Regions from separate parts of the Mus musculus genome. Here region 2 is linked to region 1. A link is a loop called in an ENCODE intact Hi-C map of the cell type or tissue named here. Cell type or tissue: heart. All regions are shown on one strand.

Evidence for each region. Hi-C counts contacts between places; a loop is a spot of excess contacts. Peaks named below come from ENCODE experiments on the same cell type or tissue, not always from the same donor. Only the 100,000 strongest peaks of a DNase experiment are listed, where the experiment ranks them.
Region 2: a loop joins it to region 1, with 2.2 times the contacts of the local background. A loop is called at or near these places in 2 of 42 quality-filtered maps.

Annotation. Positions count from the first base shown.
Region 1 is chr12:58,798,767-58,806,766 of GRCm38, forward strand. No RefSeq gene overlaps it. Among named protein-coding and RNA genes, the nearest start is that of Sec23a, 210 kb to the right of the region's middle. In heart, a CTCF peak has its summit at 3,863 (motif pointing left); a DNase peak (open chromatin) is centred at 3,865.
Region 2 is chr12:58,944,376-58,952,375 of GRCm38, forward strand. No RefSeq gene overlaps it. Among named protein-coding and RNA genes, the nearest start is that of Sec23a, 64 kb to the right of the region's middle. In heart, a CTCF peak has its summit at 3,070 (motif pointing left); no DNase peak of the experiment used is centred here; H3K27ac peaks cover 441 bases.

The DNA.
Region 1 (8,000 bases):
TAATATTGATACATGTATATGCTGTTTCTGAAGAGAGTTAACAGTGGGCAGAGTTGAACTGCTTTAAATTATTAAATTACAATTATTAAACTTGCATTTTCAGAATAGGCATTAAATTACTCCACTGGATAGCAGACCAAGAAATAAAATAAAATGAAAAGCAAGATTTAATTTTTACCTTGTACCAAACTGCATGTGTTCCTGCCTGGATTTGTTCAACCAAGATTTTTGAGTGTTACCAGTCACTACTAATAAGACCGTGACCCAGGGCAGGACGTAGCTCTGAGGCAGAGCACTTGCACACAGGCCTGAGTCTTATCTCAACCATGGTGGAGGGATCACCTTGCACTGGGACTGTTAGCATCATGGGCTTACTCTCCTGCACCGCTGCTAAGCCATGTATCTGGAAGGGCCACACAGGATAGAGAACATCCATACAGCAAACACTGATGACTTTCTGCGCCTCCTCTTCTTTCCCTTGTAGGAGACTGCTGAGTCTATACCCTCTGGGCAAGCATTTCACAAAACTGAGTGCGTGCCTGCTCGTGTTTCAGACCTCTTCGCAGCACAAGAGCATTCCCCAAGGGGGGTTGGTTTGGTTTGGTTTGGTTTGGTTTGGTTTGGTTTGGTGTGGCCCAGTTAGAGTAGGTATGGCCTTGTTGGAGTAGCTGTGTCACTGTGGGCATGGGCTTTAAGACCCTCACCCTAGCTGCCTGGAAGTCAGTATTCTGCTAGCAGCCTTCAGATGAATATACTGAACTCTCAGCTCCTCCTACATAATGCCTGCCTGGATGCTGCCATCCTCCCCCCTTGATGATAATGAACTGAACCTCTGAACCTGTAAGCCAGCCCCAACTAAATGTTGTCCTTTATAAGACTTACCTTGGTCATGGTGTCTGTTCACAACAGTAAAACCCTAACTAAGATATAATCCATCATGAAGAAAAGTCAAGGCAGGAACCTGGAAGCAAAAACTGAAGAGAGGGGCTGGAGAGATGGCTCAGCAGTTAAGAGCACTGCCTGCTCTTCCAAAAGTCCTGAGGTCAAATCCCAGCAACTACATGGTGTCTCACAACCATCTGTAATGAGATCTGATGCCTTCTTCTGGTGTATCTAAAGACAGCTACAGTATACTTACATATAATAATAAATAAATCTTTGAGCCAGAGCAAGTTGGGCCATATCGAGCAGAGGTCCTGAATTCAATTCCCAGCAACCACATGATAGCTCACAACCATCTGCACAGCTACAGTGTGCAGTAAATAAATAAATAAATAAATAAATAAATAAATAAATCTGAAGAAGGAGGAGGAAGAGGAGGAAAGAAATTGAGGAGTGCTGCTCTTTGGCTCCCCATAGTTTACTCTGCTTTCTGTTTTCTACAACTTATAGGGGCCAGGTCCTCAAATAGAAATCATTAATCAATACAATTCCCTACTGACTTTCAGTCAGGCAATTGGATGGAGATATTTTCTCCATTGAAGTTCCTTTTTCCAGATAAATCTAGCTTGTATCAAGTTGAAAGAAGAAGAAGAAGAAGAAGAAGAAGAAGAAGAAGAAGAAGAAGAAGAAGAAGAAGAAGAAGAAGGAGAAGGAGAAGGAGAAGGAGAAGGAGAAGGAGAAGGAGAAGGAGAAGGAGAAGGAGAAGGAGAAGGAGAAGGAGAAGGAGAAGGAGAAGGAGAAGGAGAAGGAGAAGGAGAAGGAGAAGGAGAAGGAGAAGGAGAAGGAGAAGGAGAAGAACCAGCTAGGATAGGCACAGTTTTCTGAGGATCCTGGGCTAGATCGATAACCAAGTATTATTGCACATTTTGGGTTGTTTCTCATATATGCTGCAGGCAGCTGTCTTGCTCATATGCTCACCATTACAATTACTGTCTCTCAAACATGTTTAATGCCATTGCTTCTTTCTGCACTCTTGCTTGCCTATTCAAACCCAATCATTTCTCATTCTTTCTTCCCTTTCCCACCCTCCAAAACAAAACAAAAACCAAAAAAAAAAAATCTCAATTGTGAAGTAGATGGACACACATTTAAAGACATAAGCACACATTTGAACATAGCCAAAAATAAACATTGATAATACTCTAGAAGCTACAACATGCCCAGTTCTGATGTAAGTTCCACTTCCCAGGAAAGAGAAGTTATTTCTTCAGGTAACTGACAAAGTCCATCAGTGCTTCATCAAAGTAACAGGTGCCTTGGAACTGTCCCCTCCTGACACTCTGCAGGGGCTGTCACTTACACTTAAACCCAAAATAAGGCCACAAATTTTACACAACTTAGAGCCAAAAGATTCCCCCATACATTCCATCTCTTTTGTCTAGAAAACAGCAAAACTACCAACCACCATAAGAAAAGGAAATGAAAGTTGCTTCTCACAGCAGAAGGTGCCTTAGATTTCAGTGTCTCCCTTGGGAACACACACCAATACAGGGAAGATTTAGAGCAACAGGTAACTGTCCAAATAGCAGCTTCAAGATGGATAACCCTGCCCAGATCTGCAATCAACTGACTCCTCCTCCTGAGAAGTACTTCTTTTTCCACTTTATCAGCAAAGTGTTTACAACATCATCACCAAGCCCAACTCCTGGGGTAGACTGACAGGTATTGATTTACCTTCCTGAGGACCACAGGCTTCAGTGAATCATACTTATTGGAAACTGAACTTTAAATACTCATAGCTCTAGAAATAAACTGTGAGGTTCAGACTGATTCTTTCTTTCTAGGCGATGGTGATTTACAAATGTCCACCAATTTTGACAATCAGGACATGAAGAGTGAAGAAGGTCTCTCTATCTTACCTTTCCCATGTTTGTCAAAAGAAATTCTCCCTCCCCTCCCCCACCCCTCTTTATGTGTTCCTGTGGTGAGAGAAAGTGAATGTGTGTGAGAGAATATATGTGTATAAGAAAGTGTGTGGGTGAGTGAATGTGCGTGAGAGAACATGTATATGAGAAAGAGTGTGTGTGTAAATGTGTGAGTGTGTGAATGCATATGTGTGCATGTGTGTGTGCATGTGTGTGAGCGAGTGTGTGTACATAAGAGAGTATTTGAGAAAATGTGAGTAAATGTATCTGAGAGAGAGAGAGAGAGAGAGAGAGAGAGAGAGTGTGTGTGTGTGTGTAAGGACAGGGAGTAGCCAACTGGAGCCACTGAAATACAAGGCAATGGGACCTGAACCGTCTGGGAAGTATCTGTGCTGATGGTTTCATCTAATGAATGTATCATATGTTGGCCACGTGTCCTAAGCCACAGCATAAGCTCCACTAACCATCGGCCTTTCTCGTTTTTATTGTGCAATTCTACTCTAGAAATTCAAGCTTACATTTTGGGGTAATAGAAAGCAAGATCACCAAACTTTGTATATCATCTTTGTCAAACCATTGCTCCTTTTTAACTGCTTTAGGAATTCTTCCATATCTCTGTCCTTATGTTCCTGGTCACTGCAAGCTCATTTCAAATGTGACTTCTCCAGGGAAATCGTATGGGTTCCCCAGGTCACAACAGAACCATCAACATCATTGTTGGCGTACACTTGGGAAACACGCCCCTTGTGTCTTTATTTCCCAGTGGTCTGCAGGGAGGATTTTCCCTTCGAGAGTGACGTTTCTACCGTGTGGCAATTATAAGCGACCAGTGAATTTTTATTAAATAATGTTTTTCATTTTTGCTCTGTTGCCCCAATCTTCTGATGGGAGGACTTCAAACTCATGACATTTCATGAGAGACTATAACTTTCCAGTAAAATTCTGTGCTTGCAGAATTGTGAGCTCTTACAGCAGCATTCAAAGCTCTGCCAACTGTTCCAGAGCATGTGACAAGACTGGGTTATGTCCTGGAAGTACAGCGCCCCCTGCTGGTAAGGTTTTCAGCAAGCACAGCTGTGGTGCCTACAGGGCAAAGAGCCCCTTTGTGTAGAAACCTTAATGCTTCTAACTCCCACACCTTGCTAGGCACCAGATCACCGCGTAGTCATAACTATTTACAGACGATCACATGTGAAAAATATTAACTTTCATTTTACAGTCCATGAAGATCAGATGGAATACCAGCCAGGCAATAATCTGGTATATCTGTGTCATTGGGAGGTGTTTGTTTGTTTGTTTGTTTGGGTTTTTTTTTAATATGGAGCACTGAGATGTTTGAAATTTTTGCTTCACTTTCATTAGGTTCATAACTTAAGGTATCATGCCACTAATTTTCATAAACACCCCATAACTATAGCGGAAAATATAGAACCTTAATTCCTGCAGGGTTTCCTGATCCTACATAAAGCAAAGAGCTTCAAACAAGTTATGTCACCATCTTCCATCTTACAAAATTATAAAAAAAAAAAACTCATTTACTCACCTAAACATAATAATATATTATGTTAAAACAGCATGGCACTGTGTGCCTGTATGCCTTTGCGTACAGGTAGATGGTTATGCATACATATAGGTGGTATGTCTCTAATGTTATGAATAACATATTTCATATTCATGTAACTACAAGACAAAAAGTCAAGTTTCTCCTAGCTATAAGGAACCTTATAATATTTAGTAAATAACATGTGGCGTCTGCAGGCACAAAATGAGATGCTTGGCCAACGTGGGGAACTGTGACTGAAAACTGAGAAGCAGCCATGTCTGGAGAAACTGATCAGAATCTCACTCTTAAGGAGAGTTTGGAGTGTGTCACAGTTTCATATCCTTATCCTGGACCACTTCTAGCCATCCAGAGCAGCCATTCCTTGACCACTTCTGTGTTGAAACTAACATCTTGTGAGAGGAGATGGAAATCTTTTTGGAATCTATTAACTTATTGGACCATTGGCTTCCACCAACCCAAAAGCTAAGAATGTCATGAGATAGCAAAGATCTGTGGCAAAGCTTCCCCTATCTCTCCGCCTTTCAGATGTTCCCACCAGGGTATTTTAAACTTGCCCTGACTCACGCCTCTGTTCTGTAAACTTTAAAACATCATGAAACAAACTGCTTCCACACTGGAACGTGGAATTTGAGGTAACCTAAATCTGCCTTCCTGGACCGCGGTCCCTCAAAGTGGCTCCAGAATAAACTCTTCTCTTACTCCATTTAAGAGACGAGTTGTGGGTTTTACAGCGACAGGAATAATCAAAATGCTAATGATTTTCTTGAGTGGATGGCCAATTTTTAAGCTACTCCTAGTTCAATTTTTGTATCATTTATCTGGTTTCTATTTTTTTTTTTAAATAACCACGAACTACATGGTAATGGGAAAAGAAAAAAAAAAAAAAAAAACGAAGAACAAAAATGTCATAGATAGTGTTGCCAAGGGAAACGGACATAGATAAGTCCTAAACTCAAAATTAAAACTATCCTGCCTTGCAAGTAAAAGGGGTGCCTTCGGATGCAAATGTCACAGAGAGAAGCCTATTCCCAGTTGCCAATTACAGGAAGAAACATGCTGAGCCCTAAGGCTGTCCTCCCTGGAGCCACAGCTCCGGTTGTCTCTCCCAGACAGGCCCTGTGAGTAATGGTTCAGCCTCATTAACCTGGCAATTAATGATTAAGCCTATCTGCTCTTCATTAGGAAGCCAGTGGAGTCTGTCCCACTGTTGTCCAGGAAATGGGACTTAACTGAATGGCTCCTTGAACTGTTCCCCACCCCACCCCCAAAATAAAAAACGGAAGCAACGCGGAGACCCTTGAGTACCCTAATGGTGCTCAAGGAAGGGGGAAATCGGCCCTAAGCATTTGGCAAAGAAAGCCCAGCAATTTTCTTTTTAATTATTGAGATAAAAGAGTGAGCTTGATTTCATTTAGCTGTTCAAATAGAAATCTATTTAAATATTTAAACAGAAAAGCCTTCCTGATCTATCATCCTGCCCTCCTGTAACAGCTACGGCCTTTCCACGGAGGTAAATTTTATAGCGGATTTGGTTTGGGAAACTTCTATTTTATGGGTTCGAAATTGATTTCCAGAGCCTTGAGTGGAGGAAAACACACACGCAGTTGTGTGTTTGCTCTGGGGGGTAAGTCCACACTGTCTGCAGTACAGCGAAATCTCCTGCTGGTAAACAGCGCAGGGTTTGGTGTTTGGATTGCTTCTCTTTTATTAGAGATGTGTTCCTGATAATCCCTTTCATGAACCATTAAGGGCCCAAACCTTCCCTGAATGTCTGGCCTTTGCTCCCTTCTCCCCGAGTTTCTTCCGGCACCATTTTCCTCTTCTCTTATTTGGGCAGATAAAATTCAACCGGAACACAACAAATATTTGTGATGTTGTGATGTGCCCCACCCCCCATGATTTAACTCCCTCGGCAGTGTCTCGGTCGGATCTGTACACAATCTTTCCACTCACATCTAAGACAAATCTCTTCTCTTTCTGGCTCCAAGAGTCAGGCCTCTTGGCGTACATCTGCAATCTCTTCCTCGACAAGAGAATCAGGAACTCAAGGGCATCCTCAGCTACGTAGCAAGTTCAAATCCAGCCTGGGTGACCTGGACTGGGTGATCTTAATTCATGTGACAACATCCCAATTTCACTAAAGAGAGAGGTGGGAGTGTTACATTTAACTCATCCGTCTCCACTCCTGACAGCTTTATTCTACCTAGAAGGGCCACCCATTTCTTTGTCCAGCACAACCCTTCAACCTTGAGATTCTAGCTCTACTGTCAATGAAAGCTGATGTCAACTGAAGTGACAGCCTGACAATTGCTCCCAGTTGCCTTGAGCCCCATTCTCTCACTTTATAGCACAATTTCTCATTTCTGTATTGTTTTCTTCCTTTAAACAACACTACCAAGGGAACAGACTGTCTCTGATCACAGTGTTCTCCATCCCTAGTGTTCATAAGTAATAAATGAATAGGGCAGCCCTTCAGGGCCCGATTTGTTTGTATACTTTCATGTGTACAATAAAGAAATGAACAGATTTAAAAGGACATTGTGTGAGCATCCTCGCTTTACCGCACCATGTGATAAAGTCGGAACTGAACAAATACTATTTTAATCAATACTCGGCTGAGTGGCATTTATTCATATTTCTGTAGAGAATAGTGTGAAAGCAGCAATTTTCACTTCCTGGTTCCTCCTGGATAAATCAACTTTTCAAAAAGAAAAGTAGGGTTTTGTTGGTTTTATGGTTGTGGTGGTGGTAGTGTTTTGTTTGTTGGTTGGTTGGTTTGTTTGTTTTCCTAGCAACTCAAACTCCTTTCACCAAATTCTGCTCAACCAAAACAAGCAGCTGGCTAAGAGTTCTTTCGTATCCACTCAAACTCCCTCATCCCAAACAAATGTGGGGTTTTTTTTTCCCCTTGCTCTGCTGTGAGCTTCCCAGTGTCTCTTCCATACACATGTGCCAAAGACAGCTGAGAAAAGAAAGCTGAAGTCAGCGTTGCCTCATCCAGCAGTGAGATGTCCACAGATTTTTACATTCCTGCTGAATTTCAGCTTCCACCCTTCGTTGTATCTTTCTTCCTTGTGAAGTTCTTACCTCAATAATCATCCATTGTATTTTCTCCTCTACGCTTCTCTGTGGTTTACACAGCTTCATTGAACTTCCTTAGAAAAATTGCTTTCTAAGCTTTGAAATTAATTCCCTTGTTAATTAGGTTCAATTTTATCCAGTTCCTGTTAACCCCAAGGCAAGATGGAAAAATCCACTCCAAGTCCACAATAGCATAAAACACTAGCAAGTTCCCAGGCTGACCACTAGGTATGGTCCAGGCTGTCCCTCATCCATCACCTATACAAACACTCTTTGGGGACATATGAAAATAGGAAAGAAAGAAGAATCCTCATAATTCAATTTTTAAAAATTAGCCTGTATTATGTGAGTACCACCAGGGTTTGGGAGGGAGGGGGAGACAACAGATGTTTGGTCACTCTGAACAATAATAAAGAGAAATGGCAAGTTTAATACCACTAATGGTCACCTTCAGTAGGAACATTGGTTTGGTTTTACTGATTCACTGCTGAAAAGCCCATGGCCAATTCAACATTCGGGTGTTTTGTACAGCCACAGCTTCAATGAAC
Region 2 (8,000 bases), 150 kb after region 1:
TTATGAAGGCCAACAGCTAGCTAAAGGACCTGGTCACCATCTGAGCTGATGTCTCCTGGGATGGGATTGAGAGAAAATCAACAGGTAATGGCAGCCAGCCAGAGAGCAAATGCAATGACCTTCTAGGCAGAAGCTGCAGAAGACCCAATGTCAGTGAAGATCAACACAAGCAGTAGGAATCTTGGTTACTGTCAGGCCAAAGAGGAGGAGAAGAGCGCGTGTTCCCAGGCCAAGCACCCTGCTGACAGCTCAGGCCATTCACAGAGAATGATATGCTACCTACCTCAAGGCACTCCTTAGCACACGGACCACATGCTCTCTGTGGGCAGTGAGTGTTCCCTTCACCTTGTCAGTCACAGCTAAAGACATTATCAGTTTGCCCTTCGTAGCGCATCTCTGTGACGCGCTACGAAGTAGTGGGTATTACTATGTATTATTTCCTTCTCTGTAAAAGGCAGGAGACAATGTAACATGGCTCACACACAAGCCTCCTGTAACCACAAGGACAGACAGTCTTACAGGGCATTTATTACATACCAGGCAGGATTCCACTCTGCCATTCAACTCTTTAACACTTCTGTGTAAACCTGGGCTTTCCTCCATCATACCTGTACCAGAGATGTTAAAGGACCTGCCCAGATTTACATCGCAACAGATAGGAAAGCCAAACCTTGGACCTACTTGGTGTCCCAGAGTCTCTGCTACACGCTGTCACTTCCTATTTGTGTGTGAAATTAACATGAATGGTATTTCTCCATAAAAGAAATGGCCTCCTCTATCTGTTTCCCTGGGTAAAGATACATTTGATAATGCTGTTTCGTCATGTTTAAAGGCTGCAATGCTTTTTAGTTTAAAATACTTAGTGGATGAGACATACAAGAATTGTGAACCTATAAACTTGATTGAATATGGTAAATGAGGATAATAACTACTAGAGCAGAAGAGAAATTTCTGATCCCAGAACTACTAAGAAAAACCTGATCATAATAATACAGACGTGGTCTACTCCTGTTGGAATTAGCTCTTTATCTTTTAAATATCCTGCATGTACATTGAAGTGCATAACCACCAATACTCTAGAACAGTTGTTACATTTATTATTGCTTTTGAAAATAATCACTAAATAGCATGACCGGTTCCCATAATGTGGAGAGAGAAAGGGAGAGAAGGGTGAGGGAGGGAAAAGAGGAAGTTTCATGGTAAAGAACCAGGTTTCTTCAACAACAACAAAAAAAAAATGGGGGAAGCGGGGACTGTGTCTGTGTTCTTTTTCTTTTAGTAACAGGTTTTCTACTTAGCACATTTGTCTTGGTAAAGGTCATTTCTTCAATGGTGTTTAGATGGTTGAACAATTGAAATGACCTCCCACATCTGAGGCATTTATTATTTTCTTGCTGACAAGGCCGGCCTCAAATGGAGGAATCAATTCTTCATTACTGAAAAAGAAAAACAAACCGAAAAACAAAAAAAGAAACATTGACTTTCAAAATTCAGACAATTTTCAGGGCAATTCTTGGTTTCATTTAACAATTATAAGAAAGACTGAAAAGCTTCTATGATCCTTCAGTCCTAGTAATATCTTTTTAAGATTTATTCTTTCATTTTATGTATATGAGTATTCTGCCTGCATGTATGTATGTGCACTACAAGTGTGCCCAGTGCCTGCAGATGCTAGAAGGGGCATTGGATCCCCTTGAACTGAAATTACAGTTTTAAGCTGCTGTGTGGATGCTGGAAATTGAACCCAGGACTTCTGCAAGAGAAGCAAACGTTCTTAAGTACTCGAGCATCCCTCCAAGCTTCTGGCAATACTTTTTTAAAATGCTAAGGACTGAAGATGTCGGTCAGTTGGTAATGTGTTTGCCTAACATGTGTAAAGTACTGGGTTCAGTTTCTAGCACTCTATAAACCCACTGCAGTCACACACACACACACACACACGCACCCACACACACACACACACACACACAAACCTGTAATCACATCACTTTGGAAATCGAGGTGGGTGAATCAGAAATTCAAAGTTATCCTTAGCAACGCGTGGTGAATTGAGGCCGTTCCAGGCTACTTGAGACCTTGTCTTTAGAAGACAATTCTGGGGTCTAGAGAGTTCAGCCGTTGAGAGCACTTGCTGCTTTTACAGAAGGACCTGGATTCAGTCCTCAGAACCCTACATAGGATGCCTCACAGTCACCTGTGTCTCCCAGCTCGGCTGGGTCTCAGCTGTTATCCTGTGTGGGCACTGTCAGTCGGGTACCTAACGCACACATGCATATGATTAATAATAAAATAAATCCTTTTGAAAAGGTCTCTATACGAACTGTTATCCAAACTAGATCTAGCCAATACCTAGAAACCGCTGATTGGAAACAGCTAAGATTCTCAGGATTTACCTAAGTTGCATATCTGTACAGAGGACCTCCACTCACAAAGGTAAGTGATTGGTGCAAGCATGGGAACTGAGACAGCTTTGAAGGATAAAATTGACCACTAAATGTAACTTTCAGACATAAAAGTCATGACATGACAGTCTCCCTGCTGTGGCTAGCTTTTGCTGGAGAGCGGCATCATACCTTGAATGTGTATTCAGGCTGTAAAGAAAATGGAAATGTAGCCAATGTGTTAGACATTCTATGAAAATATGTTGGTCAAACTTGCGGTCACACCTCGAGATGCAAAAAATGACGTGACCCTCACACAGACTTCCACGGGCTGCAGGCTCACAATCGCCACTTTTAAATGAGTTGAGTCACAGAGAAAATTAAAAGCTTTATGTATTTACCGTTTTCCTGTGGGAATATAGACTTTGAAAGCTTTTCACTTACGATGGAGCGCTAAAGTGTTTTCCCATTATGTACCCTTTCAGGAAATTGTATTTTACTTTGAGTCCAATTATTTCAGACAGAAACAGATATTAGCTTTCAAAAATCGAAGATTAGCAAAGCATGAATGTTGGTAGGGGGAAAATCACAAAAAGTATTAGGGGGGGAAAAGTCAAAATTTAAAGTACGAAAGAGTCCTGAGTTTCCTGTTGTGTGGTAGCTACTGCCCCCTGGTGGAGTAAAGGTGCTAATGCGGCCATCGGCTTCTGCTGCTCAATGGACATGTCTTTCTGAAGTGTTATTCCATTTACTTTCAATGTATTTTTTTTTCTTATTTCATTTCTTTAGTAATTGCATCTCTTCTTTGCTGAATGTTTCATAAGGAGCCAGGGTGAATTTAAATGTTCACTCAACCCAAGAGCTATGGGAGCAATTCTCCAAATCAGTGGACGACACAACCCAGAGAAACATAATGGCGCACCCATCTCCCAGCAGAGCAAAAACACGCAGAATAATCTGCATCTCTTGATGAGGTTCGGCCCTCAACCCCTCTAAAGTTTAACAATAAAGAACGCGTGGCTAGAAATAAAACTGCCTCACTAATTTTGTGAAATCACAAGATTCAGAAATAAAGGACAAACTCTAAGGCCTGAGTCACCTAGCTCATGGAAAAAAAAAAAATCTTCCCCTGATTATTTGAAATGAGATCATGATTTTCCTCCCAGAGAGTTTTGAGGAGGACGAATGATTAAATGCTGGATGCCTCTCTCCCTGCAGATATATGGCTGGTAGGTTATTTCTATTTCTAACTTTCTCGAATCATCAGCAACTGGTATTTTTAGCACAGGGCTCTGCTCTATAAACCACCTCACCTCTGGTTTGTCAGCACTCGTATCACCTACACACATTGCATAGAAGACGACCGAATGCTAGCATCTCTGAGCTGACATTTTCAGGGTTATGCAAGGCAGGGTAGTGTTATATGAGAATGTAAACTCCAAGGAAGGACTCTCCTCACTAAACACCATGCTTTCTCATGGCTGAAGTCTACAAAGGATACCTCACCGAAGAACAAAGCCAAGGGGCAGAAACCCTCAGAACATGACAGACCACAGGATGCTGTAACCTCAAGTCACCACTTTCACTAGGAGCAGACAGGAGCTCTTCCAAAGCACCTTTAAGACAAGCATAGGTTTTCTAATTGTTTATTACATATGTATTGTGTGGTACCATACATGTCTATGTGCACTTTTACCTACGTCTTCTGCATGCACATGGATGTATAGGTCCACATGTGTGTGGAGGCTAAGGTTGACAATAGATATCTTAGTTGACGATTTCTGTGTGTGTGTGTGTGTGTGTGTGTGTGTGTGTGTGTGTGTGTGTGTTTCCTCTTTACAGGCTTCAAGCTGTTTACCTGTGTTCTCTTGTATTTCTTTTTTTATTAGATGTTTTCTTCATTTACATTTCAAATGCTATCTCCAAAGCCCCCTATACCCTCCCCCGCCCTGCTCCCCAACCCATCCACTCCCGACTTATATAATGAGGCAGCGTCTCTTGCTGAACTTCTACATTGCTGATCCACCTAGTCTAGCTATTTAGCTTGTTCCATAGCGTCTGTGTCTCTGCCTCCCGAGTACTGGGAACCAGCTTTTATATGGTCCTTGCACTTGTGTGACAAGTGTTCTCACCGCAGCCAAAGCACAGATTTTCATTAGAATTGGTTGATATTCAATTCTTGTCATTGTACACATGACTGAGAAAGCATACTATATTCCACAAATATATGCAATCATTGCATGTCTATGTTTAGAAAAAAACAGCTGTTAAGATTGGGGGAGTGGACAATTTATAAGCAAAATCAGTAAGAATAAAAATATTTGGGCTGGCAAGGTGGCCCAGCAGGTAAGAGCACTGATTGCTCCTCTGAAGGTCGTGAGTTCAAATCCCAACAACCACATGGTGGCTCACAACCATCCATAATGAGATCTGATGCCCTCTTCTGGTGTGTCAGAAGTCAACTGCAGTGTACTTGTGTATAATAATAAATAAATCTGTGGGCTGGAGCGAGCAGGGACTGAGCGAGGGAAGTTGACTGGAGCGAGTGGGGCCAACCAGAGCAAGCAGAGGTCCTAAAAATTCAATTCCCAACAACCACATGAAGGCTCACAATCTTCTGAACAGCTACAGTTATATTCACATACATAAAATAAATAAATCTTTAAAATGAAAAAAAAAGAATGAAAATATTTTTTAAAAGTTGTATGTTCAAGAGAGTCATTCTGGAGCAAGGGTTGGAGTCTCGGTAAAGATCTCCATGAGCCAAACGAAGAATACATAGAACAGAGCCAGTCCAAAGAAGCTGTCTTAGAACCATCCTTAGAGCCGGGCGTGGTAGCACACGCCTTTAATCCCAGCACTTGGGAGGCAGAGGCAGGCGGATTTCTGAGTTCGAGGTCAGCCTGGTCTACAAAGTGAGTTCCAGGACAGCCAGGGCTATACAGAGAAACCCTGTCTTGGAAGAAAAAAAAAAGAAAGAAAGAAAAGAAAAAGAACCATCCTTAGGAACCGGAATAATGAGAACGTTGCATATCATTCAGACTCTTCTGGTGCATAAATGTATAGCAAATGGCTTGGACCAATGTCAAGATAATATAGTAGACCCTATGTGAGCCCTGAGCTAAGTCATACATGAAAACATAGACAAATGATTTTGTAACTCTGCACAGGATGAGGTGAGGCCATTGTTAAATGGGGCTGTCTGTAATGAGAGGCTTTTAAGTGATGCAAATATCAGCAGCCTGAGAGTCCCCAAGTATAGGTCAGATGTCCCTCATACTAAGCCAGTGTAAAGGGATACGTGGAGACAAAAAAATAAAGTAGCTTTTTTTGATAGGACCTGGTAGTGTAGTACAGCGATGGCGTGTGCTTAGCATTCATAAGACCGTTAGCACACAAGCTCCGTCTTTACACACACACACTGCTCAGGGTCAGGAGGCAGAGGCAGGCAGATCTCTTCAAATTCAAGTGAAGCTTAATATACAGTGAGTTGCAGGCCAGCTATAGCTACATAGTGAGAACCTGTCGCAAAAAAAAAAAAAAAATCTACCTTCCATAATTATTTGGCCCTTATTTATTCGCTGTGCGGGTCACAAAGGCCTGTGTTGAATCATGTGTATTTCTCACGACTGATAAAGACCATCTGTGGTTAGGAGGTCAGATGACTCCGAAGGTACAGATGCCACCCAACCTGATGACCTGAGCTTAATCCCTGGAGCCCACCAGGTAGAAGGAAAGAATTAGATCCCACAAGTTATACTCTGCTCTCCACACACAGCTGTGCACACAAACAAATAAATAAAGGTAACTTAAAATGTAAAGTCCTACTTTATTCAGAAAGCTGTAAATATTAATTCTGCTGGATATTGTTAAATGAGATACCTCAACTGTGTGAAATTTACCTTTTCTAAGCAAATGGATAAGATGAGAAGGCATCTCCCGGAACTCTGCCCAATACTGCCACAATATTTCACATGTAGCTTGGCTGGGGAATATTGACTCCCTATACATTCCAATGCAGTCAGGCCAGAGGGTAAATCATTAGTCACCAGGACCTTTGTTGCACAGGTGAGTTTAATTTATCTCAAATAATGAGTAGTTATTTCAACAGTGAATGCATTTAGGAGCAATGGTAAGAGGAACCTACAGCCATGCTTCAAGATTTAGCACAATCTGGGAACCATTTTGCAGCAGTAGCCACTGCCCAGTGTCCCACCATCAATTCGCTGCTTCTAGATGATGTTTCTCCTCTGTCTCCCTGCTTTCTTCTCATTACAGAATGCCTAGTGACTTCTGATTTCTCCTCTTCAGCCCCTTCTATAATATAGCTGCTCATTAACCACAATTATCCTTAGGTTTTCAAATTTTTCCATACTAAGCCATGACATAGATCAGCAGCCAGTGGGTAGTATAGAAAACTGGGTCACATCCCTTGGCTTAAGGGAGAGACTGACATTGGTTGCTTAGCTCAGCAGAGCAGCAAATAAGAGAATGTGAACACAATCACTGACAAGTCTAATCTCTTGTGCTGATATTTTACTCTGGATAGGTAATTATTTATTATTTTATTATAGGAAGAGATCTGAATATGACATACATTAGCTGCTTCATTATCAAATATATTTTGTAATTACCTTCTTGACAAAAGTTTCCTTTGCACGGGTTTTAACATATCCCCATTTGACAGTCACCACTTTAATAATCCAACCATAAGAAATACATCAACTTGAGCATCATGACACACACATTTAGTCCCAGCACTCAGGAGTTTAAGTTTAAGGCCAGCCTGGTCTACATGCTGAGCTCCAAGACAGCCAAGGCTACATAAGGAGACCCTGTCTCAAAAAAGAAGTGAAAGAAAAAAAGGAAGGAAAGAAGGAAGGAAGGAAGGAAGGAAGGAAGGAAGGAAGGAAGGAAGGAAGGAAGGAAGAAAATGCATCACTTCACAAAGCTATTATTTTGTGGAAGACCTTGCAGAGGGGTGGAGATTTTCCAATCCAGATTCAGGAAGATTCTTCAGTGTTACAGACAGCGAATAACAGACAGTTAGACCCAAAGGTGCTGATGGAGAAGCAGATGTAGCTGTCACCAGACAAGCTGAGTAAGCATAGCAGTTGTGCTCACCTTTCTTGCCAAAGAACCTGCAGTAATAAAACAATAGGTCCCTGGGAGCATGCTAGACTGTAGACTCCAAGTGGGAGCTAACCATCAGACCCCTTTGCTGTGAGCATGTGGGGTGTGGGCACAGGGCTCAGTTAAATGGAATGGAAATGACCCCTTTTAAATAGAGAAGCACTGCACAGCCAACATAAAGCAGAAGAAGTCTCTGGTCAGCTCACGGGGAATATAAGTATGAACTCATAGCTCACACTAAAATATAAGTGAAACATGGCCAGAGAGAGCCATGCCTATGCACCCTGTGATAGTTGACTAACCAGGTTCTAAGCATACCCAAGTAGGAGCATTCCATAGTACAAGGTGTCATTCTTCTACCCAGCCCTAATAAGTGAGACCTTTCTTAATTAAAACAAGTTTCTTTCTTAATTAAAAACAACTATTAATTGAGACATTTCAGACTTTATTACCCCGGATCTTATTTTCTCAACATCCCTCTTAAAA